Regions from separate parts of the Mus musculus genome. Here all the other regions are linked to region 5. Evidence: chromatin loops called from intact Hi-C (ENCODE). Cell type or tissue: heart. All regions are shown on one strand.

What was found. Hi-C counts contacts between places; a loop is a spot of excess contacts. Peaks named below come from ENCODE experiments on the same cell type or tissue, not always from the same donor. Only the 100,000 strongest peaks of a DNase experiment are listed, where the experiment ranks them.
Region 1: it touches region 5 in a loop (13-fold over the local background); 33 of 42 quality-filtered maps call a loop at or near these places.
Region 2: it touches region 5 in a loop (3-fold over the local background); 5 of 42 quality-filtered maps call a loop at or near these places.
Region 3: it touches region 5 in a loop (2.5-fold over the local background); 3 of 42 quality-filtered maps call a loop at or near these places.
Region 4: it touches region 5 in a loop (6-fold over the local background); 16 of 42 quality-filtered maps call a loop at or near these places.

The regions. Positions count from the first base shown.
Region 1 is chr4:88,870,525-88,875,524 of GRCm38, reverse strand. Gm34457 (a long non-coding RNA gene) reads right to left here and starts at 3,598. Exons shown (of 3, transcript XR_390701.3): 1 at 3,535-3,598; 2 at 2,181-2,291; 3 at 630-700. In heart, a CTCF peak has its summit at 2,632 (motif pointing left); no DNase peak of the experiment used is centred here; H3K27me3 peaks cover 569 bases.
Region 2 is chr4:88,949,950-88,954,949 of GRCm38, reverse strand. No RefSeq gene overlaps it. Among named protein-coding and RNA genes, the nearest start is that of Gm34568, 4.0 kb to the left of the region's middle. In heart, no CTCF peak of the experiment used is centred here; no DNase peak of the experiment used is centred here; H3K4me3 peaks cover 281 bases; H3K27ac peaks cover 1,290 bases.
Region 3 is chr4:89,038,616-89,043,615 of GRCm38, reverse strand. No RefSeq gene overlaps it. Among named protein-coding and RNA genes, the nearest start is that of Wincr1, 9.2 kb to the left of the region's middle. In heart, no CTCF peak of the experiment used is centred here; a DNase peak (open chromatin) is centred at 2,545; H3K27ac peaks cover 562 bases.
Region 4 is chr4:88,935,573-88,940,572 of GRCm38, reverse strand. All of the region lies in intron 1 of Gm49890 (predicted gene, 49890), which reads left to right. Among named protein-coding and RNA genes, the nearest start is that of Gm49890, 4.0 kb to the left of the region's middle. In heart, a CTCF peak has its summit at 1,903; no DNase peak of the experiment used is centred here; H3K4me3 peaks cover 1,543 bases; H3K27ac peaks cover 1,088 bases; H3K27me3 peaks cover 499 bases.
Region 5 is chr4:89,126,716-89,131,715 of GRCm38, reverse strand. It overlaps Gm12602 (predicted gene 12602), which reads left to right and starts at 3,490. Exons shown (of 4, transcript NR_151607.1): 1 at 3,490-3,553. In heart, CTCF peaks have their summits at 2,172 and 3,452 (motif pointing left); a DNase peak (open chromatin) is centred at 3,505; H3K4me3 peaks cover 1,265 bases; H3K27ac peaks cover 1,354 bases.

The sequences.
Region 1 (5,000 bases), 260 kb after region 5:
GGCTGGAGAGCTGGCTCAGGGCTTAAAGGCTAGATTCACAGCCAAAGAGACAAGTAGAAAAATTCTTAAACTTTAGTGCAAAGGACCAGACCAGCTTTGCCAGGTGGTGCTGAGCACCTTCTGTGTGCTCTGGATGAGCCTCTGCCTTGAATGGGAAATAGGAGCTCCAGCTTCACTCTGTCCCAAGGGATGTCCTAGTGGTTCCCTGTGTCACTTTCAGTCTTCATTGACCCAGCATCTCATGTCCTCTGGGAATAAATTTTTTTTTAAATGTTGCCAAGTGGCACTGTGCAGGAACTTCACATTGTTCCTTGTCATCCTTAGAGTTGTTCTTGAGTTCTGTGGAGGAACAGTACTTGTGTCAACATGCCTCCTCTGCACTAGAGATGTCCAGCCATGCTTTTCTAGCTGTCTTGATTTGTTGTTGTTGTTGTTGTTCCTTTTTACTTCAACACTCTTCTGGAGTCAGTGTTATAGTAATTTCAAAAGTCAAGTTGTATGACTCTTAATATTTTGCAGTCAAAGGACATTTTAAGTGGTAAGCACTTTTCTGATATTCTCATTTTACCGAGGGACTTCATAAAAGAATATCTTTTGATTTTAAAACAGTGAAGTAGAAGCTTGGGCACCAGTGATTTTGCGGGTTTTTAATTTGTCTGTTTCGATTTTCCAGGTAATTGTAGGTTGATGCCAGCTACAGCTGTAAGAGAATACATAGACAATGGAAACCTGAGGTGGGAGCTGGAGAGATGCTGTATGACAACACATAACCAGTGTGGACAAGGCGGGAGGAACTCAGTCATTAAAGCCCTTGCTGATCATGCAGAGGACCTGAGTCCAGTTCCCAGTCCTCACATGACAGCTAACAACCCTCTCTAACTCTAGTCCAGGGATCAAGAACACATGAGGTACATACATACAGGCAGGCAAAGCAGACACACACATCTAACAATAAATAAATATTTTTAAAAGTGGGGAAGGAAATAGAAACACTTGAGCCTTGTAGCAAGATTGTCTCCATGATTGCTTTACTAACTGCTCTGCAGTCATTCAGGAAAGATGAGAACTGCTCTGGTTGTCTAGACCAAGGATGCCCCACATCCCCAATGAGGTTTGGAAGAAAGCTTACCACTCAAACTGAAACAAAGAAGATCAAGAACAAGGAGGAAGACTGGGTGGAAGGGGAAGGGGGAGCAATAGCTGTGGGAAAGGCTGTGGGAGTCAGAGGGAATGGGGGACATTAGGAGAACATGGCCCACTGAATCAACTAAGCGGGACTCACATGTGCTCACAGAAACTAAAGCAGCAAGCACAGAGCCTACATGGGTCTATGCCAGACCCTTTACATCTATATTATAGCTCTTTGCTTAGTGGTTTGTGTGGGACTCTAACAGTGGAGAGAGGTGTATCTCTGACTCTTTCGCCTGCTCTTAGGACCCCCCCCCCAATTTGGTTGTCTTGCCTGGCATCAATCAATATGAGGGCTTTTGCCTTGTCTTATTGCATCTTGTTTTGTCCTGTTTGGCTGTTGTCTCTTGGAGGCCTTGGGGAAGAGTGGGGGGGGGGGGGGCGGGGAACTAGGTGGAATGTATGGTATGAGACAAAAGTCTACTTTTTAAAAAGTATGGCTGCAGTATTGCTCTCCCTGGTTGACAGTGTCTTTGGGGTCCAGTCCTTAACTGTGTGGATGGACAGAAGTTGAAGTGCTAAGTAACACAAGAAACTGGGCAGGAGATGATGGAGTGGGGCTAGAGAGCCTTCTAGACTAGGTTAAACTCTGACTATGAAATCACTTTCTTGGTATAACAATAGACTCTCTTGAGGATTCTACTTGGCTTGCTTCTGGTTCTGGTTCTGAGGATGTTGTCTGCAGAGACGAAGCAATACAAAATAAGACGTCCTGGCCGATAACAACTCAGTGACCAACAGTCCCAAGGGAAAACAAGCTTCTGGCAGATTAAAAACAGGAGAGAACGGTGGCTTCAGATGTCCCAATTATCAATAAAAGTATAAACTCGGAAACAGTCATTATACAAAGGATCTACAGTAGCCAATTTAATTTTTTAACATGAGCGCAGTAGGAAGACTGATAGTAACATAGGTGGGTGATAGGAAGGAAAGTTGAAGAACAAGTTTAACAACGGAAAAGTAAAGCAGAGAGCAGAAGGCTCATATTTCACCTTATTGGTGAATCGTGTCACCACGATTCAGTAAGCATGGGTCTTTCCACAGACGCTGTAGATTAACTGACGATCCACATTAGACTGGTCTTTCACTAAACAACAAACTGCCTGTTGATTTAAATAACAAAATATGGATAGTAATCTCGAACAAGTGAATACTTCACCCAAAGCTAACAAGGTACGCTTGAAAACGGTGCTATTAATCTTATACCACTACTAGGTAGACGGAGATTATTGTTTTTGAAAAAAGACTTTTTAAACTTACATTTTAATAGCAGGTTTGTCCTCTGTTCTATACAGTTGAGGGTATTTAAATGCCTGAGAGCCCAACTGTGCTTATTGAAGATGAATGTAATCTGGGGTTATCATAATTATCCAGAAGAACACATGAATATCTAGAATTGCTTGAGCAAATACATTATAGTGACTGATGTTATTCTGCCCTCTACTGGTGAAGATTGAAATTCACGCTGAGATGGGTTCCAGTCCAAAGACTGAATGACCAACGTGAATCAATCTCTCTCTCTCTTTCTCTCTCTTTCCCTCCCTCCCTCCCCTTTCCTCCCTTCCACTTTTTCTCTCTCCATCCTTCCCTCTCTTCCTCCCCCTCTCTCTCCCTCCCTCCTTCTCCAGGATCTCACTATGCAGCCTTGTCTGGCCCGGAACTTGATTTGCTGATCATGCTGGTTTTGAACTCACAGACATCTACCTGCCTTTGTCTCCAAAGCACTCGGATTAAAACCATGAATAACCACTCCTGGGTTGAACTAGAATGTCAGGGAATTTTTTCTCATAAAACAAAATGAGCAAAACAAACCAAAAAAGCAGAATTAGAATCTTGATTTATATATCTTGGTCAATTAATAAGAGCAGGGAAAAAATTGAACAGTATACAATCTCCTATTTACATTGCTAGGCCCATTATGTCATTCAAAACGGTCTGCATGCTGCTTTCCCCATATAAATGTAGCTACTGCCTTTCATCAAGAAGCCTCTCTTGGTAACAAATGGAGACCATCACAGAAAACCACAACTGGACACAATGTAGACAGCAACAGATCCTAGGAGAAGCAGCTCCAACAGATACATCTATATCCAGGTCACAGCTCCAGCATCTGCAACTCAGAGGACTCCAGGAAAGGGTCCAGAAGCAGATATATATATATATATTTCTGCAACCAAATGCCTTTCACCTTGTCCAGTGTCCTCCATATGCACATACAAGGGCTTGTGAAAAAGGTAAGGAATGGTTTCTTGACTTAACTTACCAAGATTTTCACTCTGTCATATACATTTCTATCAAGGCTCTGTTGGCCACTGAACAGTCTAGTGGCATTAGCTCTGCACTTACCCATTCTTCAGCATTTTCCCTCTGCAGGCTGAATTCCTAACCCGGCCACTTCTCCCTCCTCCTAGCCTGGGCATGGATATAAACATGTGTGTTATTAATGGTGACCACTGGACTGCAGCTATGCTGCAGGTTTCTATTTGCTGTGGGTATAACCAGAGGAGCCAGTTTAGGTGAGAGTCAGTGTCAGAGGGACTGGATGGAGCGTAGATGAAGCTCCTCCGACACCTGGTTTTGTTTTATTAATGCACACAGTCCCTGTTACTAACATGAATCAATTAAAGCCTGCCCAACTCTTTACTGGTCTGGGCCCTCCAATCTGTTGCCATTAAAGCAGAGACTTATTCTTTAATATCAACCAAGAACCAGTTGACTGCTTTGGTGATATGGGCAAGGGGGCTTAAATGGTAGGTCATAATTACTAGTGACTCATTCGCTCTATCTTTTTAGCAAGTGTTCTAGTTTGGTTTTTAAACACTTACCAAAAACAACTTAAGAAGAAAAAGATTTATTTCATCTTACAAGGCACACCATTATCAAGGGAAGCAAGGGCAGGAATCGGGAGGCAGGAACTGAAGCAGAGACCATGAAGGAGTGTTGCTTGCTTGCTTGCTTTCCCTGGCTTGCTCAGTCTGTCTGCTTGCTTCCTTCCTTTCTTTCTTAAAAGACATATTTGTGGTAGAAAGCTTTTTAATTGTTACTAAGTTTAAGACATATTTTCTTACTTTGGTACAAAATTTGTTTTGATACAAAATCAAGGTTTTCATTACTATAAATTTCTCCTATTGATACAAAAAATTTTGAAAGTACAGGGCTTAGATCCAGTCCTTCTATAACTGTTTTTATAAACTGGTCTGAGATGAATAAGCCGGTGAGTTAAGGGCCAAATAACAAATTCATGTCTCTAAGTTTATTGTTAGAGTGTTTTCAGATATTTAATTAGAAACAGCTGAGAGCAGTTAATGGACAACAGTCCAACAGATTACTTTACATAGATAGTTGGCTTTCAAAAACGTCAAAAATCACAGAATGTGACATTGAATGTTATTTATTCACTTGTGGTTGAGACAAATCTGCTTGTAACAGCTTCCCATTCATGGATTCAAAGAAGCAGCTGAACATCTAACCTCCAGGTGAGGCTGTACATTTGTGGCTAGGTGGCCACTGGGCAGAAATTGCCTATCTCTCTTGCAGACCTGTACTGTTCTTGAAAGGACACAATTTACAGGTTAGGACAGCTTTGTTCTGCCAAGACAGAATAGGCTAGTCCTTAATATTCTGGTATCTCTAAGGTCTGTCAGATGATCCTGGGCCAGAAGGCTGAAGACAGATAGATGCTTCAACTTCCTGACTTACTAGGGCTGTATAGGTAAGCAGCTGTCTCTACAGTTTGTCTCAGTTCTGGAAGCTGTGTTAGGCTTCCTATATATTTTCAGTAATGTTGGTTATTCTCAGATTTCTGATGGGGT
Region 2 (5,000 bases), 180 kb after region 5:
AGGAGGCAAATGCCCTTTTAGGAATTGCAATTAGTGATAAGAATTCTGTCAATTATAGAACATAAGTTTCCTATCCTAGCCCCCCCCCCCAAAAAAAAATCAAGAAGACAGGAGATAATCACCTATTTTACCTCGATTCTCTAAAACCAAATTTCTCAGTCTTACCAAAGTTTTAGGATATATACTGTGGAGATGAAAAATAACTATGAGAGAAATACCTGAATGATATGATTATCAGAGCACACTCATGATAGGTGGCCTTGCTGTTGAAAGCATGGCTCCTTCAAGGAACATTCCACAGAGGGCAAAGGGATCAATAATCAGCCTGATTTGAGATAGATCAGTAATTCCTTCAAGGAAAAAAATGGCTGATTAATGTTATGGGAACTGCCTTGGAGTATCCTGTTGTTAATGGGACCAGGATGGTATTAGAAGAACCCTTGCCTCTGTTCTCAGTTGGTTCAAAGAGCATATCATTTTCTCCCACTCTTCCCCTTGTCACAGCACACTTGTAGAGGAAACATCACTTGTGCTTCAGCGCTTGATGGCCAGTTTTCTGCTTCTGGGTAAGTTAGTGTTTGAGCAGTGCAGCAGACACAACTAGACCTAGGGGTAAAATTCAATTAAGTATTTTTTCAGATGGTTTACCCACAAAATTCCATAGTGTTTTATGTGTGCCTGAAGAGTTGTACGACAAGTGCCTTTCGCAACACCAGACACATGTTGGTTTCCAAATATGCTGGTTAAAAAGTGTATAATATGTAGAAGTCCCCAGCACACTCTGAGGACTCATGTCCACATAGAAAAACCATATTTAGATGCATCCCTCCTTTTTTCAAAAATCAGTCTCTCTTGGCCTGAGGCAGGATGGTGAAATGAAACAGAATTCAGTATTACAAGGGTCTGCTGTAAGCAGTAACTAACTCCTTACTTGATCTTCTCTAGCCCAGGTAGTCTGACCAGAGTACTTCAAGGTGGCAGCATTCTTCCATTTACAGATGAGCAAATAGATTCCGACCTGTTGGGCCCCAAAGGTTTCACTAAAGAGAATTCATTAAAAGTTAAAATTTAAGTGAAAATTGTAATAAATGTCAAGGTAACATTTTAATGGTGGCTGAGAAGTTTCCACACCCCAGAAAGGAATAAATTATATAAATCTTATTAGATTCCTTTTAGAGCTCTGTTTCATCACACACACACACACACACACACACACACACACACACACACACACACACACAAATATTGAGGCAAGTCTCAGATTTAGTTTTTGCAAGCCCTAACTCATATCCACAATTACTTTTTAAAGGTTTTAGTTTTATTAGGGAAATGGGACTCTTCTTGACTTGTTTATAACTGCACGTGGAAGGATTTATTTAGGTTTTATCTGTTGTTCTTTTTTGTTGTTGTCTTTTTGTTCGTTTGCTGTCTATTTTTCAGAGTGAAGCTTAGGAATCTAATTTCTTTCTTTCTTTTTCTTCCTTTTAAGTTTATTTACATCAAACTGAAAAAGAAACTAAATCAGGAGAGGATATTTCTGCACTTTTACTGCAGTCATAGACAAATGGTGTCTGTGTGGGTGAGACTGTTCTAAATGCTTTGTTGTACTTTTTTAAGTGTTGTAAACAGAATTAAAATTTATAAATACATTGAAATAAATACCATACGTTCTATGGTAACCTAAGAGTTTAAAATTTTACATTTGAAAGGATTATATGCATTTATTAAAAAAATCAATAAAACCACCAAGCATGTCAAAGAGAAAAGAACCGGATGTTTACACAAAAGGAATAGAAGTGTTTTAATAAACTGTTTTTCTTAAAATTTCAACATTTATAATACTTAAAATGAAAGTTAAGACAATAATATACTTATACAGCCTCAAAGCAGTGGGAAATTTTTATTTATATTTAAAACACACACACACACACACACACACACACACACACACACACACACACACACACCACACACACAAACACCACCACCACCACCACCACCACCACAGGCATATCTTTTTGCCAGGTAGTTTGGTAAGGGAAATTCAAAATGTATAAAATAAGCTTTGAGTATATGTTTGAGGTCACATGAGGGACTACTCTTAAATGCAGGCAAATATTTAAGCATGAGGGTTGCCTCTGCTCATTTTTTCCCTTCTTCCTTTCTTGTTGATGTTTGAGACAGGGTCTCATGGAGTCCAGGATAACTTTTTCATTTTTATTCTCCTGCCTCTACTTCCTAAGTGATTGGATTGTTGGCATATGCCTTTCTTTATGAAGTAAAAATCAGGGGACCTTAATATCCTCAAACAAGAAGCCCATAAAAAAATCATCTGATGACATCTGAAGGTAGATTCGTAGGACCTCACAATAATGCGCTTTAATGTGGTCTATAAACACATATTACAGTGGTTCCCAACCTCCGGGAAGATGCTTAGCAAGTGATGCCAGCTGCAGTTATCTCAGTCTGAGTTATTAACTCATTTTCTAACTATTCCCAAGCTTATATTTAGTAAAAGTATAGAAGAAAAGAGAGAGGAAAAACCCATTGTAATCAAGTCTCTGATCAGATAGGATATGAATGGTGGAAAAATAGAAAATAATGATTCATTTCTAGATGTCTAAGTTCTACCTGGGGGTCTTTTATAGCTAGGTTCTGTATAACGAACCGGGGTCACAGTGCCAAATCAAAGCAAGGATTAGTCCTCACTGGCCACGAGGTCTATATAGCACCATTCAGAGTGACAAACTGGCCATTCACACAATCAAACCATTAGGACTGTGAAAAGCAAAGAGAGGTGACCCAGTCTATGACAGACTCATTGGGTCCTACCTGGAGCAGTGCTCACTGCTGTGACCGCATCTGAAGCAGAGTGATACCCAACACCCACCCAGAACATTGCAATGGTGATGGTAAAATGCCTAAAACCTTTGACTCACAGCTGAAGATTCTCCTCTGGTTTCTTATTTTGTCAGAGTAAAGACCAGAGCCCAGCAAGATCCCGATTCATTGTGGAGACTCCATATCCCTTGCTCTGAGTCTAATCACAGTGGGCTTGCAATCCTTCCATACATGAAGTTGTGCCCCACTGCACACTGATTCTGTTGATAACAGAGGGTAATTTTTCCTAATGCTTGTATTTCTTGCTGGATTATAAACTCTATGAAGACAATACTATGTGCATTATCATTTATCCCCAGAATTCATTGCAAAGGCTGGGTTGTAGAGTGATCTAGTTTGTGAGTGAATGAGTGATCCAAACAAACCTTATGCGTCTGTAAACTTTTAAAAATCACGGTCCTCTTTCACACTTCCATTTCTCTGTACTATTCAGAAAGGATGATTCAAAACCTGACACAGAGAAATCAGGTGAAAGAGAAAGGAATATATACCCCACATGAGCACGTGCACAACTTCATTAGCTAGAAATATAAATGGTTAAAGATCTAAAATCATGAGGAAGCTCTTTTAATGAACTAAATAAGATGAGCCATCACTTTGTGAAGAATGTTCGTGTTGCTGTGAGAGAGTCTTACATTGAAACTTGGGTTTGAGGACTTTCAGTATCGTGCCAACTATCCAATTCCATGACTTCAAAATCTCTGGCTTAAGAGGCACCACCTAAGAGAAAGAAGATGTAACACAAGGGAAGGAGCTCAGCAAAGAAAAGCTTGGAGAAGAAGAGCAAGTGTAACACTGCCTGGAACTTTCTATCTCATCATTTGGGATCTTTGAGGCCAGAGTTGGCAGGCCTCCCAGAGACACCAAAACAAAGCAACTACACAGGACATCACCAAGGACAGGAGACCTAAGCTGGGAAATGGCGAGATGAAAGACCTGTGTCTACAGTCACTGAGGACAGAGCCCAGTGTCCACAGTCACTGAGGACAGAGCCCAGTGTCCACAGTCACTGAGGACAGCACCCAGTGTCGTGAGAAGAGACACGAAAGGCAAGCTTTCTCTTCAGGAATTTTTTTTTCAGTTTATTTAAAGGCACACCTTTGAAATGAGTCCCTGAAGCAGTGAGAAGACACTGCCCTGAGTCCAGACATCTGGGAGTTAACAGCAAGCCTGTGGTGAGTTCTGTGTGGCTGCCTTCTCTATCTTCACTATTCTTAACTCAATGTTGTGTCATCAGTCTGGAATGGACCGTGTCTGCTCAACAAACCCTGCTTCTCTCGCTCGCTCCCTCTCTCTCTTTGTGTTTGCTTATTCACAGTTCAGAAATGGACCAATGACTTTCTTACTCTCTAACCAAGGGAATTAATACTGTGGTGGAAAGAAAAACAATTCCCATTTTGCTTTGAGACAAAGAACCACGTGTTTCTGTTAGAGCACAAAAGATAAAACGGATTTGTACCCTGCAACCTCATCGTGTTCACGAGTGACTCTCTTTGTAACTGCAGAGTGGGGATGGCTTGTGAGGAAGAACATACATTTCTGATTTTGATCAGAGCCCGAAATGTTTAACATTTACAGAGTACTCACTGCTTCAGACAGTGAACTTAGTACTTTGAAGGTCTGTCTTCTGAATTCCAACAGCAGTTTGGACACAGACGCAATTACAGACTTTTTGCCAGGAAAGGGGAAGGGACAGGTTCACTGCTTGACCTCAGGTCTAAACCAATCAGGGGAGGATAGAGAGTTGTACATCCCATGGACATAGCTCAGCAGTGCACAATTACGATATGAAAAACAGTCATCCTTCCCTGTCTTGCTCATTGTGGACAGAAGTATGCCCAGCAAAGAAAACTGCTGCTCATAAATAGTGCACACCATAAACTCTCTATTACTTTAAGAATCGGGACAGTCTGATGGTGTCAGAATTAGTAAATATGTTCATGATACTGGGCACATAATAAGTGCTTAGTAAGTTGGGACTTTAGTCTCCCTATCCTCTTCATTATTGTCACTGACACCATCACCATCATGATTATATTCTGACAAAAACTGGATCTAGGTTAAAGACTACTCCTGGAGCTGATATGGGCACAGGACTC
Region 3 (5,000 bases), 88 kb after region 5:
GTTTTTTTTTTTTTTTTTTTTTTTTTAACCAGCAACAACCGAAGGCATGGGAATTTGCTAAATATGTAAATTCTTAGTATAGCACTTATGCAAAAGAGTATGGAGGTTTCTAAAAAACAAAAGTTAAAAACAGAACTGCCAAATTATATGGCACTCTGATAACTGGGTATATATGCAAAGAAAATTAGACCAACACATTAAGAAGCCGTCTGAATGCCCATGTTCACTGCAGCATCATTCACAACAAACAAGATATGGAGACAACCTACAGTGTCCATCAGTAGGTGATTGGCTAAAGAGAATATTTTTGGTCATAGGACATGAAGAAATCCAGTTGGTACTGACCAGGAAACTTCTTTCCTACTGACTGGCTTCCATAGTACCGAAAAGTAGTATTTAGGTTGCTGGAACTCTGTATTTGTGTGTGTGTGTGTAGTCATCTTACGAGGATGTGAATCCTGTGAGCTGTAATAATGATTGGGTTGGCAAGATCTGCCCTCGGTGTAATAAAGACACAAATGTTATGAGGCCAACAAAGCACTTTCTGACTGATTGACTTTAAGAACCGCTCCATATGAGGAAACACATGCTTGGTACTGCAAATCTGAACCAGAGCCCGTGGTTAGAGAGCTCACAGGCCTTAGCAGTGAACATATAAATAGTATTTTACTACTGGCCATAGAGTATTAGAATTGCCTCTAATTTGATATCCCTATACCTATAGATCAATGGAGCTCTCAGACCTCATCAAAGACATTTCTTTGTGCAGTGAATGCTGTTAATTTGTAAACTCACAACCAAATAATGTGCAGACTGTGTTGGTAAAGTGCTTAGCCACAAATGGAACATCTATTCCATCCCTCCCATAAAAGGGGGGCTGAAGACATTGTAAGAGCAAGAGGTGGGGGAGAACTAGTGAAATAATGACTCTGACAGGACTATTATACTCATGAACTCAAAGCAACTGAAGTTGCCTTCAGAAGAGCCAAGCCAGAAAACTCAATACAGTAAACATTCCAGCATGAAGTTTGTATGGGGATCCCCACCCCTAATTGAGGAAATAGTAACAGCTGGTGGCTTCTAGGGGAGGGAACGTCAGCTTGTTTTAAGGGTGTAGCCACTGGCAAGTCAATCTTACTTTAGTTGATGGCCCCATACACATGAGAATATGGGCAGCAAGAATTGGACTCCACAGAGTATTAAAACACACAAAAACAGACAAAAAGACATGAATTTCAGAGGGGTGGGGGATGGATGGGAGGAGTGTAGGGTGAATATGATCAAAATACATTGCACATATGTTTAGCATATTCAATTATTTTTGTAAAATGTGGACCGTATACACAATGGAATGCTATTCAACCTTAAACCTGAAGGAAATATGGTCATTTGTGACAACATAAATAAACCTGTAGCTCACTATGCTAAATCAAGTAACCAGACACATAAAGACAAATGCTGACTTATCTCATGGACATATGAGACCTAAAAATTTTGAGCTCACCAAAATAGAGAGTAAGATAGTAGCTGGGTGGTAGTGATACACACCTTTAATCCCAGCTCTTGGAAGCCAGAGGGAGGCAGAACTCTTAGTTCAAGGCCAGCCTGGTCTACAGAGTAGAAACTGTCTCAAAAATGAGAGAAGGGAAAGGGAGGGGGAAAGGGGAAAGGGAGAGGGAGGGGGAGGGGGAGAGAGAAATAGTTACTAGGAGTCAGAGAGAGGTTAGAGAGGTTTGTGGGTTTTGAAGATATTGGACAATGTACATATGGATTGTAAGTTCTAGAGAATACTAGTAAGACACAATGACCACACATTGTGTTGTATTATTTTTTGAGGCAAAACATTTCTATATAGCTCGAGGTGGCCTTGTACTCCTGATCCTCCTGCCTTAGTACCCAGAATGCTAATATTACAGGTATGCACCACCACAGCTGTTTTTTAATATTGTATCATTAAAAGTTACTAAGAGAGTAGAGGCTAATTAATTGGCTACATTATTTATAGGTTGTGAAACATAGGCCTGTTTTCTCTCTCTCTCTCTCTCTCACACACACACACACACTATATATATATATATACATATATATATATATACATACATATATAATTGAATTCTAATTCTTACATATGCATATATACGTATATGTGTGCATGATATATTTGTGTATACATGTGTGTGTATGGATATATACACATAAATATGTATGCATGTATATATATAATTTTTGTCAATTAGGAAAATGAGTAAGTAGAGAAAATGCATTTTCAGGTCCTGCTGTAGTCCGACGAAGTCAAAATCCTCTTGGATAAAATCCAGAGGTTTTTCCTTGATCCACCCAGGTGACTGTGGTGCACAGTCAAGGGTGAGCCACTTTCTTGGTCAGAATCTGAGATGATGATGTAGGAAAATATCTCTTGGGGCAGCCACAGACCACCAGCAGAGAGATAAAATTTCAAGCGCTGAGTGGCCAGATAGCCCTCGATCTGGAAAACTATTTTGGAGCCAACTGGCAGGTCCTGAGCTAGCACGAGTATTCCGGTCACAGGGACTCCACTGTGTGGCTGCCAGGACCTTCCTTTCAGAGAAACACAGGGGCCATCCAAGAAACAAATGCCATTTCTTTCACATCTCGTTTTGTCTGTCTCCTGACCCAGTGGCACTAGTGACCTGCACAGCAGATTTAATTACAGGCTTGCAGAGATGAGCTAGTGTTTGGATTCAGTTCCCCCAAGGGAAAAAATGGCTTGTTTCAACTGTGAGTTTTGTTCTTTCAGAAGGGCAGAGGGACTGTAAGGGCAGGAAAGCCTGGAAGATTAGCTCTCTGTGATAGGTTCCAACCAACCTCTGGGATGTGTGAAATCAACATAAAGATGGCAAAAAAGCTTGTTGCCTCGCTGGGACAGACATGGGGAGGAATGCTTGGAGGGAGCCTAGGAAGCTGCTCACGTCTCACCCTAGCTCACACCGAGGCTCGGAGACACACTGCATACTCCTCCTGAGTCTCACCCTAGCTCACACCGAGGCTCGGAGACACACTGCATACTCCTCCTGAGTCTCACCCTAGCTCACACCGAGGCTCGGAGACACACTGCGTACTCCTCCTGAGTCTCACCCTAGCTCACACCGAGGCTCGGAGACACACTGCATACTCCTCCTGAGTCTCACCCTAGCTCACACAGAGGCTCGGAGACACACTGCGTACTCCTCCTGAGTCTCACCCTAGCTCACACAGAGGCTCGGAGACACACTGCATACCCCTCTTGAGTCTCACACACAGTTCGTGAGTTGCATTCTCAAGTCCAGACTTCTATTTCCCAAATGTAGGCCTGGCACTTTGTCTTTATTCTTGTAACATCTCCCGTCTATTTGAACACTTAAGATAGATGTTAGAGAAAACCCGGGCTTTCCTACAGAGCAAACACACACATATGAAGGACAGACAACTAGATGAGAAAGAGCAGCCCCATCAGAGGGTTCAGACTTAATGCTACTCCTCGTTGTATGCACTAAAACTATCAACCAGGACCTTGAATATATTTGTGAGTCAAACGAAACTACTATATGGTTTCTGATGAGTAGATTTAAAAAATAAACTGGAAGTAACCAAGGTCATCTGGTGGTGCTGTTGAATCCTAATTCTTACCTATGTGTTTTTCAAGAAGTTGACCTAATTTTGGAGTCTCATTTTTTTCCAGCTGTGTGAAACAATCCTTCCTAGCCGTGTGGGAATTAAAGTAAATGTATGTGTAAAGTATATGATACAGATCTGACTTCTGGTGAGAGTTCTCCTACAGAAATGACACTTATAGAGGCTTTAGGTACTTAACCATTACTGAATGTTGACTTCTTAGGATTTAGAAAGAAAGTACCCAATGAAGTGAAGTTATTTTTAAAAGGAAATATATGAGAACATGGAGATAAAAAATAGCCATACAAAAATAATGGCATTAAAAGATTTAACTAAGAAATATGGGTTTGGAATACCTGGTTGTGATTACGTTTTGTGTTTTAGGAGTACATCATGAGAATATGTCAAAGGTACCTTCCCTTTAAGAGGAGAAAATCCCATTTTATTTCTAATAGATTTCATTTCAAGTATTCAGAGAAAAATCCTTGTGGAATAACTTATGCAACAAAAATCAAGGTAGCTGTCAATTACATATTATTATATATAACCATTTGCTATTAATGTCTCTTAATAATGTCTGTTCTAAATGAAAACTACAGAGCTTCTGCTTAATTAAGTTTGAGTTGAACACAAACTTGTTTATAAATAGATTTTATTAGGTTTGAATACCTTCTCCACAGTTCTGCATGCTTACAGACCTTCCCACTACGAAAGGCAATGGAAACATGAGGCCTGGTATTTGCACATTCACATTTAATAGCTGTGCTATTAATAATTGCCCAAAGAGGGAAATAGTGCCAGCAGTCACCAGTGAAGAAAGTATGGCATACACCAGCAAGATGATCGTACTTGCTACAAGAGAGGAGGAAATTCTACAAGGCAGGGATGAGTCAGGAGGATATGATACCAAAGGAAATGAGCTAATCACGAAGAAATGCTTGCTGAGTGACTCCGTCTATTTGAGGTATGTAGTCGAATTAAGAGCAGCATTAAGTAGGGTGATGACTGTCAGAGAATGGAGGTTGGGGGTAGGTTAAGAAGCAGTTTTTCAATGGGTACAGAGTTTCTGCATGATTAACACGCTTTAGCAATTTGTGTCACAATACGATGATGTTTCACATGACTGTTCTGTTCACTCAAGCAGAGCTAAGCCTGTACATTTTATTACACGTTTTATTAAAGTAAAATACACCACTCTTCATCTCTGCCATTGTTTTATACATAGATCAGGAATCAAAAGTTTACACTAGTAGGTTGTTCTGTTTGGTGAAATTATTATTTCCTTAACCTTAAAGCGTGAGGTACAGTGTTAAGACCTCTCAACTTCAACTTAGAGGATTCACCCACAAAAATCATAACAGTGAAATCCG
Region 4 (5,000 bases), 190 kb after region 5:
TCTAGTTTTAACAGATGGGAACACTATGGGAAGAGAGCTGTTATGTTGCCTGTTAGGTTTTTTTCCCATTAAAAAGAAATATTTCTTAAAAATCATATTTAAAGTCTAAGAAACTGGCAACCTTTCCAATGGGTTGGGTGAGCAGCCAACACTGAAACTGTTTGCTATGTTCCGTTCACAAGCCCATCGGAACTTTAATGGGTGAGAAGGGGGCCTCTTTTCTATGCTTTGTGTAGCACTTGGGTGTTCAAAATTATGTATTTGTTTGGGGGACAAATAACTTGTCTGCCTGGATCAAAGCCTGAAAGACAAATGTTTGTTTTTCTTTACATTGATGTTTATAATTTGAAATGTATTATCTTTTTTTGATTATTTGCTATTCAAAGTATCATGCTATATAATTTTAGATAAGCATTAAGCAGTTTCATCTGTAATAGTAATTTAGACTTCTGCTTAAACCTTAAAGAAAAAAAGTCCCATAAATGAAGTGCCTGTAGTTGCTCATCTATTAGGTTTTCTGTTGGAGTTTGAGTCTTTCCTGGCCGGGTTTATATTACCACCCCCCCTTCCCATTTCACCAAAAGAATTATGTTTAAATGGCCACTTACATTTGACAACATCCTGATTCAATAAATAAAATTAGAGTAATATTTTTGCACTTCAAAGCATGCTTTTGGGTTTTCTATGGATAGACAAACACTTAGCTCTTTCTAGATTCTCATTTTAAGGCTTGCTTTTCATGATTTGGGGGTATTTGATTCTCCCCCCTCTGCACTCAGACTATAAACTTTAAAGCTAACTTCAAAAAAACTTCACAATTACTTTAATAGTGACATGTTTGACTGCCGATTCTTATTTTTTGATCAAGGTAGTGGATCAACCTTGAGAGTTTTCAGTTCTTCAAAATGGAGTTCATGAGTCAGAGCCATTTTCAGGTGAAGTGTAATGGTTCCTACCATTGTGCATTCAACACTGTTAACCATTAATCATCACGACCTTAACACACATAACTTGGGTGTAGGAGAGAGCATTAAAAAAAAACATTTTATGCACCTGCTTCATAAGGAAAAATTAAACCCGAGTTTCTCACATAAGTCTTAAGCTCATATATATGCATGTTAGTGTAATTTGTGTAATAAATCAACCCTATTTGGCTTGTCTTTTCTGTAGTCGGCTAAGCAAATGAGTACCACCTCATTAAGGAACATCTGGTGAGTAATTTTCACCTGGTTTGAATATGTGATTTTTTTTTTACACTGAGATGTTATCTCATCATTAATTAAACATCACCATGAATTTTATTCGTCTCCTTTCCTCACCCCACTTGTAGAATTTTTCTTGGTGGGTAATGGGACTTTTGCTAAAATGTAATTGCATTTACTTGTACAAAGACAATTTCCACCCTCTTAAATCAGTGTAAAAGGCCTCATGCTGTGCTTGCAGACTACAGAAAAAAAAATATGTTGCTGTGTATAATTCTGTATTTGCTTGAGAATTTCCAAGATGGGCAACCTAACCTCTACCTTTTAGGTAATTGAAACTTACATGGAAAGGATTGGGAAAGCGCATGTCTCTGCTTGTACGCTCTAGTATTAAACATGAATCTCATCGGACAATAAAAATGACGTGCTTGGAGACAGGGCAGTGCACGGGAGCATTCATACAAAGGCAACGCCAGTAAAGAGATTCAGAGAGCAGCACTCAGGCTGCTCAAGAACAAGATCCGGAGCAGGTGGGTACAGAAAAAAAACGTCCAGGAAGGCCTCAAGGCAGCCAAGACCAGGATGCCAGGGATGGGAGAGCTCCCCTCCGGCTTGAACGCCATTGGATCCCTGGGCTGCACCAGTCGCCAGGGTTTCTGAAGACCCCTGCCAGCATCGCCGCTGGCCTGCTGGTCAAGAATGCCGGGGCTCGCGCAGGTTGCCACGCGGTGGCTGCCGCCCCAGCGGTGACTGTCGCGAACCTTGCCTAGCCGCGGCGCTCGGGAGCTGCGCCGGCTGCAGCTGGTGCTGGCCGGGCGGAGGCGCGGCCGGTCCCGTCGGGGCGGGGCCGGGGCGGGGCGTCGGGCCGCGCGGCAGGTGTGGGCGCGCGGAGGTGGCACAGCCCGCGGCGCTTTCTTTCGACCTGCGCACAACGCGGGACGCAGAGGCGCGCGCGGGGTGCGTGGAGGCCGCAGGTAAGCGGGCCCGGGCGCGCGGCGAGCCACCCTGGGGTTGGTGGGAGCCGAGGGACGAGGCGGCTCGGCGGCGCGCGTGGGGAGCGGAGGCGCGGTCCCGCACAGCCACCCGCGCTCGGCCACACGCTCGGGCCGCGCGCGATCCTCGAGCGCGCAGGGAAGCAGAGCGCGGCGTGCGTGCTGGAGCGCTCTCCGCTGGGGAGTCCCCGCGTTGCCCACGCACCATTTCAAACTCTGGGTGCTTTGGAAACTTCCCGGGGGCTTCTCCGGTGGAGTGCACAGAAACGAGGCGTGCGGTGAGAACCCCCACAGCCGAGGATTCGCTTGTTTTCAGTTCGTACTCGTATGGTGGAAAAAGGATGAAGGATGTTCGTCAGCTCCTGCCCCTTCTCTCCGTGACCCTCCCTTGGAAGGGCCGGCTCCTCGGCTGCTGCAGGGTTTCCTCAGCCAGGCAGTGGCCGCGTAGGGAGCAGCGAAACAAGCTTAGGTGGCCTCCTAAAGAGCTAAAGGACAGGGACAGGCAATGGGGCTCACAACCTGCACCAAGGGTTGGAGCTGTGGCCCTCCTGCCTGGGGACTGCTTCTGGAATCCGAATCCCGTCTTTCAGCTTCCTCATTGAAATCCTGGCACCTTTGAAGTGGAATTAGAGGGGGAAGTAGGCACGAATTTTTTATTTTTATTTATTTATTTATTTTGCGGGAGTTTATTACCTGTGGATTAAAATACTTGGTGAACGGGAGTTTCGACAATGCTCAGTTTTATCATTTGTTTTGAGAAAGTTTTGGTTGACTTGATTTTTGTTTTAAGTGATTTAAAAGTGACGCTCGACTTTAGGTTTATTGAGTTTCTCGTGTTTGGTTGGAGGGGAGCTAACTTTTTAAGTTGTTTCCCACTGTCATTCTGGTTATTGTTCAGTATCTCCAGAGGCAGTTCCGTAGGTATTTTATTTTGATTTTTATCATCAAAAAAAAAAAGGCTTAAAATAATATTGTGCGGTTGTCCCCCACCAAGGAAGTAATATAGTTCGCTTCCTTTCTCCTTTGTAACTTGTACAGGGCCTCTTGAAAACTAGGTTGGGTCCCCAAATAGGCATTTTTGATTCGTGTTTAATAGACTTTTTTTTGGAGGTGGGGTGGGCCTTCTGGAAACTTTTCTTTTACATCATATTAGGTCTTTATTTTATACGTAGGTATTGCCTTCATGGTTGATGTGAGAGAGAGCAAGAAGCCTGAAAGCTAGAAGAGCCTAGAAGGCTCTTGAAGTTTTATAAATTCTGAAGAGTACATAGTAGTGACTAAATCCTTGACGGACAGTGTGGACTCGGCTTGTTTTAAATAGGTTATTATAGGACGAAAGCTATGAGACATCTACTATTTGAATATCTTTATAAAAATGGAAGTGGAAAAAAATGGAGAACAAGAAATGTGTATCATTTTCCCCTCATTTTGAAATCATTTTTCTTGATTTGCCCCAGAACTGAAGCTATATTAAATACCGTTGTTAACTATTTAGGGTACTTATAGAACATTAATTGATTTGTTTTAACAATAATTTTCTTCAGTGATAGGTTTTTGTTAAATGTGTTTTGCTGGGAATATTGACGCCTTGAGATTAGAAAACATTAAATTCTTCGTAATTGCCACAATTGCATTACTTGTGTCTAAGTATTTTTATCATTTGAACATTGTGGGGGCTCTTAACTTTAAACGTAAAAAGGCGAAAATGTAACCTCTGATTACTAACATTTAAGGGATAAAATATAGTATTAAAAGACAATATGGAATTTGAAGGCATTTTAGGATAGATAATTCTCTAATCATAAACAAGAAAGGGCTAGTAATAATGCTTTAAAACATCTTCTTGATATATTTAATAACTAGTTGCTTAAAAAGTAACCCCCAAATGTCTCAAAAGTTTTAATGAGTGATAAATTTTGTTATTACATAGTTCTGCAATGTAGGGAAAAAAAAACTTTTGTTGAATCTAGAATAGATGCAGCTTAAGTAAAAGAAATGGTGAAATTTGATCTTTGCATTTTGAGCTACATTTTCACTGGGGGCTTTTAAACAATGACAGTAAATTGTATAGAAAGTAGATCAGTTATTTAATCTGTACATGTAAGTACCCTAATGTGCTTGCTTCATTTGTAGAGTCTCCGGCTGTCTTTCACTCCAGGCTTAAAAAAACAAAACAACAACAACAAAAAAAAAAACAAACAAACTTGGGAGGAGGTTGGAGATGATGGAGGAAGCTTTCCATTGCACATGGGTGTGGGGGAAATCTGTGTTGACTTCAGGAGTAAGGAGGTTAAAAGGTAGAGTGTAGGGTCAAGATTTACTTGTAGATTCATTCTCTAGGACCTTCTGCTTTTCCTGGGATTAACATTTTAAGCAATATACAGTTATTGCATGCATGACAGCAGAGGGGGGAAAGTCCTCTTCCAATAACCTTGAAACCCTGATTCTGGCTTTATCAAGTATGTTCTGTTTCGTATTTTCTAGCCGATCCTAGCTACTGAGCACTTGAAGCCAACTTGCAGATTACAGAGAATTCGCTAGGTGATTTCTATTTTCAGAGAAATACTCTTTTGAGACACCATTATTTTAATATCCCAAATAGCACCAATCTTCTGAGCAAAACAATAATTGTCCTAGTAATTTAAAACTACACTTTTAGCAGGGAAAATGCAATGTACATGACTGCCAATGCTCATACTATGATCTTCTTTGGTCCACTTCCATTTCTTGCTTTGTGATGTCTCTGACACATCATTCTGATGCAAGAAACTTGAGGCGGGGGAAGCGGGGGTGGGGAGCGTTCAGA
Region 5 (5,000 bases):
TATTTTAAATGTTAATCCTACTGAACCATGATGGGAGACCTTTCCATCTTCTGATACCTTCTTCAACTTTTTTTCTTCAGAGACTTTAGGTCTAATCACACTGGTCTTTCACTTGCTTGGTTAGAGTTACACCAAGATATTTTATATTATTTGTGCCTATCATGAAGTATGTTATTTGCCTGATTTCTTTCTCAGCCCGTTTATCACTTGCACATAGGAGGACTACTGATTTTTTTTTTTTTTTTTTTTTTTTTAGTTAATTTTGTATCCAGTCACTTTGCTGGAGGTGTTTATCACCTGTAGGACACATTTGTGTGTGGAGAGCTCTTTGGGGTGCTGACATTGGCCAAGGACAAGGACGTAAGCTCAGGCAGGAAATCTGACTTTAGGGCATGATGAGGAAGTACGTTTCTGGGAGATTCTAACTTTTGTCTGTAATAGGGAAGTAGGTTAAGGCAGGAATTTGAATCTTAGGGTGGAATAATAGAAGTAGACTTCAAGCAAGATTTTGGGCTTGGACAAAGAGGTGGGCTCAGGTGTTTTGGCCATTCTGACAAGCCCTGGGACACAATGGGAGTAACCACAGGACTTTGTGTATGTCTTACTTGTTCCTTATTGTGCTGCTTGCCCTTAATACTTGCATGCAATTAAAATGGTATAAAAAGCAGATTGGGAAAATTAAATTTGCCTTCAGTCTCAGAATTGACTGGGGTCATGATACAATGTTGTCTAAGTGTCTTTTTTTCTTTTTAATCCTCACTCCCGTGCTGGAGAACCTGTTGACTGACTGAGCAGGCTTGGTCATCTGTGATGTTAATTCTTTCAATACAAGAACACACACACACACACACACACACACACACACACACACACACAAACCCTTTCATTTATGTATGTCAGCTTCAGTTTATTTCATCGAAGTCTGATGGTTTTCAATATATTCATCTTGGTTGAATTTAATCTCATTTCTTAAATAAGATATACACCCCATATTTATGCAAAGTATTGTAAATGAATAATGTTTTCTGAGTTTTGTCATATACTTAAATTTTAAATTAAATTTAAAGTTTAAATTACTTTTTACATGTTAATAGTATGCACAATTTTCCCCACACTGGGACTAGTGATTATGAAAATGAATGAAGTATCTTTAACTGAAAAGCTAACAAAGTGTCCTCTTTCCTCCAAACCACAAACTGGGTGGCAGCTGCGTCCCTATGCAACACATTAACAAAAGAGACAAGGGGTGCACTTTGCTGTCCTCCCCAGAGACCTTGGCCACATGCAAGGAGAGGATTCTACACCATCGGACGGCAATGGCCATCATTTTGCTCTCGTCACCCCCGTCTGGCCCTTGTTTTAATAGTTTCACGCATAGGATGCACTAACGTAAAAGGGAGCATCAGGCTGTCCTCTGTGACTGACACTTCCCCATCCTCCTCCCTCTTTCTTTCACTCTTTTTTTTCCTGCATTTTTCTTTCTCCTTTCCCTTTCTCCAGATATCGCTTTGACCACTAAATGGGTCATTCCAGGAACACCTTGAAACTTATCTCGATGCAGGCTTGACTTGAAATTCTTCCCTTTTCTTTTCTTTTTTTCTCACATTGATCATAATTTTGAAACTCAGTCATCTTGAATGGTTCAGAGGCTCAGCATAATTTATATTCATTTATTGAATAAATAATTGAGCAAATGAAAAATGAACACAGTTTTTATTATTATCATTAATTATTATTATTATTTTAAAATAAAATATGTAGAGCTGGTTAGGATAAATGGCTTCTGGTGTTCTACAGCATAATAGGATAATGAATCAAATAACTCAGAATAGCCTATAGAGAGGATTTTGAGTGTCCTTAGCAGAGACATGACAAATATTGGAAGTGGTAGATATGCCAAACATAATGATATGACCATCACCCTGTACCGGTGCATTGATACAACACACTGTAACTCCTAACACATGAAATTACTTCATGTCAGTCAAAAATAAAAAGAGCGTGAAATGCTAAGGAACGTGAGCAGCAGGGGGCAGTAAAGTGCTTTTTCCCTCCTCCCTCCTTAATTGGCCTTCAACATAGAACTACCACTCCAGTAATATTAACTTTCCATGTGAAAGAGAAAGATGCAAATAGTGTGAAAAGTGCTTATTCCAAAGGTCCTGTTCTAAAGTGATAAATGCATTGTGTAGTAACGTTCTTCAGGTAACTGTAGAATAACGCTCCAGCCCCTTGGTTCTTTCCTGAGCTGACAAAGATTCATATGTATTACATACCAATGACCAGCAGGTGGCAGCACATCTCACAAGTCAGGAATATAAAAACAGATTTTTGAGGGAGGAATTAGACATGTCTAGGGAATGGAACTTTGCTTAAAAACTAGAGAAATGAAATCATCATTAGGCAAAGATTAAACCATTTATGTTGCAAGTGCAAAACAAAGGGGTGTCGAATTTTAACCACAAGTACATAATTCATTTTGAAGCAAGTGACAGCTAAAATGTTCGAAGGTCAAGTTGTGACTGACGGACATCATTAATGTTTTTCCATGAACTTTTAGAACACTCCTTTATCAGATTGTGACCAATTAATTCACCAGTGTTAGCCAGAGAAAGACAGTGCACACAGACACAGTGCTCTTGGATTGATGATTAATATATGGACCGTCTTCCCCGTTGCTCCTCACTTAAATTATTCAAGTCTCAACAGAGGACCTCATGTATTCTCAGGTCTTCACCTTTTCTGAACATTTAACTACTTCTCTTGTATATTTGTAATCAGATAAAGCCAGGAACAATATCTGAAGTACAAGCCCTTGTGTGTAAAGCAAAATGCAGAAACACTGGTTTTTGAGAATGACCGCTGTTGACCCGAAACTTCAAACATTCCTGTGAAACGTCTATCCTGATGCAGGAGCAGAGACCAGACCTGCTCTGAGCTCCACCATTTCTTAGTCATGTAGATAAGCAATACGATTGCTTGAAAGAGAATAAAAGGCATTCCGTTGCGTTTTTATAGGTGACAAAAAACCAAAATCTCCCAGTCTTTGCTGCTTGATTTCTCACGGGAAGCCCAACTTGGATTTCACTGCAATGACAAAGAGCGCTAGAAAAAACAAGAGGGCGTATTTGGTTAAACTGCTGTTTGCACGAGAAACTGCCTAGCGGGGTTATCAGAGGGTCAGGCCTCTCATGCCTGTTTTTTCCAAGTCTGAATCAGGCGCTGTGGATCAGGAAGGCTAACTGGAGTTAGTCTTCAACTCTACTATCCTCATAAAATCACTGCGGAGAAGGCTCTTGCTTAGGCTTGCATTTGATTGCCAACTGAAAGACGCTAAGGAAAGAGATGCAGTGTTGAAGAATGACTGGGTACTAGGGAGTGAACTTTGGATTGGATTTGACTCACTGCTGCCTGTGGAAATCTGATCCCTGCGCCTGGGCTGGGACTGGGGTCTCGGGTGCCCTCTATTGGCTATGGCATGCCATCACATTTGTTCCTTCATCTGTGAGACTAGGGTGAGTCCTCCGAGCTAGTGTGAGACACTTGGAACTTGGTAAGTGCATGTCACGATGGTGGTGGTGGTGGGTACATTGGTGCTGTCGCATGAGCTGCATGGAGAGTTGTGATTATGGCCGGAGGTGCTGACATATCCCTTCGATCCCAGAGGCAGGGGGATCTCTGAGTTCAAGAGAAGCCTGGTCTATATAGTGAGTTCCAGAACATTCAAGTCTGCTCAGAAAAGCACTGTCTTGAAAACAAAAAGGATGAAGAGGGGGAGGAGGAGGAGGAAGGGGAGGAAACGAGAATACGGAGACCTGCAAAGGACTTCTACTTTGGGGAAGTTTAGTGGCTTTTAACAAGCTTCAGTTAAGTAAGAACAAAATACGATACTTGAACTTGAGATCTCTAGAGATTGCAGTAGTAGAGCACAAGGGATGTTAAGTTTAGCCCAGTTAGGGGTGAAAGAGACTTTCTATATGTTCACAGATAAGAAAGGGGCAACGGGAAGCTCTCAGACATGGCTGAAATCAGGCTGGAGGATGTATCCTGACGAGATGCCCAATGTGAAGCAGTGTGCTACATTTGCAGAAATGCCATTATTGAAAATGATTAAAGGGCAGTGAGAAACTAAGTCCTGCGAGTGGCCAGAGGTCAGAGTGCAGCACTGTGGGAGGGGCCTGGGCAGTTTTTGAAACAGACACATTTCCTTCAGCTCACCGGTGATTCTTGTTTTTAAAATAAAGTACTGGGTTAGGAAGAGGACTCAGTGGATAAAGCCCTTGCCATGCAAGTTTGAGGGCTGGAGTTCAGATGAACAGAATCTGTGTAAAAGCTGAGCAGATATGGTAGCTACCTGCAATCCTGGCACTTGGAGCCAGAGGCAGCAGATCTGGGGGGCAAAGCTGGCTAGCTAGACTAGATGACCAGTAAGCTCTGGGATCAATTGAGAGTCCCTGCTTCCGTATATGAGATGGAGAATGACTGAAGAAGACATGAGACAGCAACTTCAGGCTTCTGCATATCTGTACACAGGTGAATACATGCCTGCACACAAATGTGCTCACACACATGCAAATATATATATATATACATGTGTATATATCACCCTCATATACACACAAAATAAGGTGCCAACATTTGAAATTTGTTTATCTTTTAAGTAGGAAAACCTGAATTTTTAGGATTTCCAGGGAAGTTGGACTGTCTAGTGCTTTCATTCTGTAATCTTGCACAGTATCCATGGATGGCACTTAGTGTCCTTCTGGTCCCAGACTCTCCCCATCCCATTCACCCATCCACATTACCTTGACTCTTGTGTACATTGGCATCTCTGATCTTTCTACATCACTCTAAAGAGCTCTGCTTTAATTCCACAGGGTATGCAAGACATGGATAGTTTTTAGCAAGTAGATTCTGCAGTTTTCTGATTTATATTTTTGTCTAGAGGATTAATTGGAGGAAGAGATGATAAATTGAAGGAAGATATAATAAACTGCTTT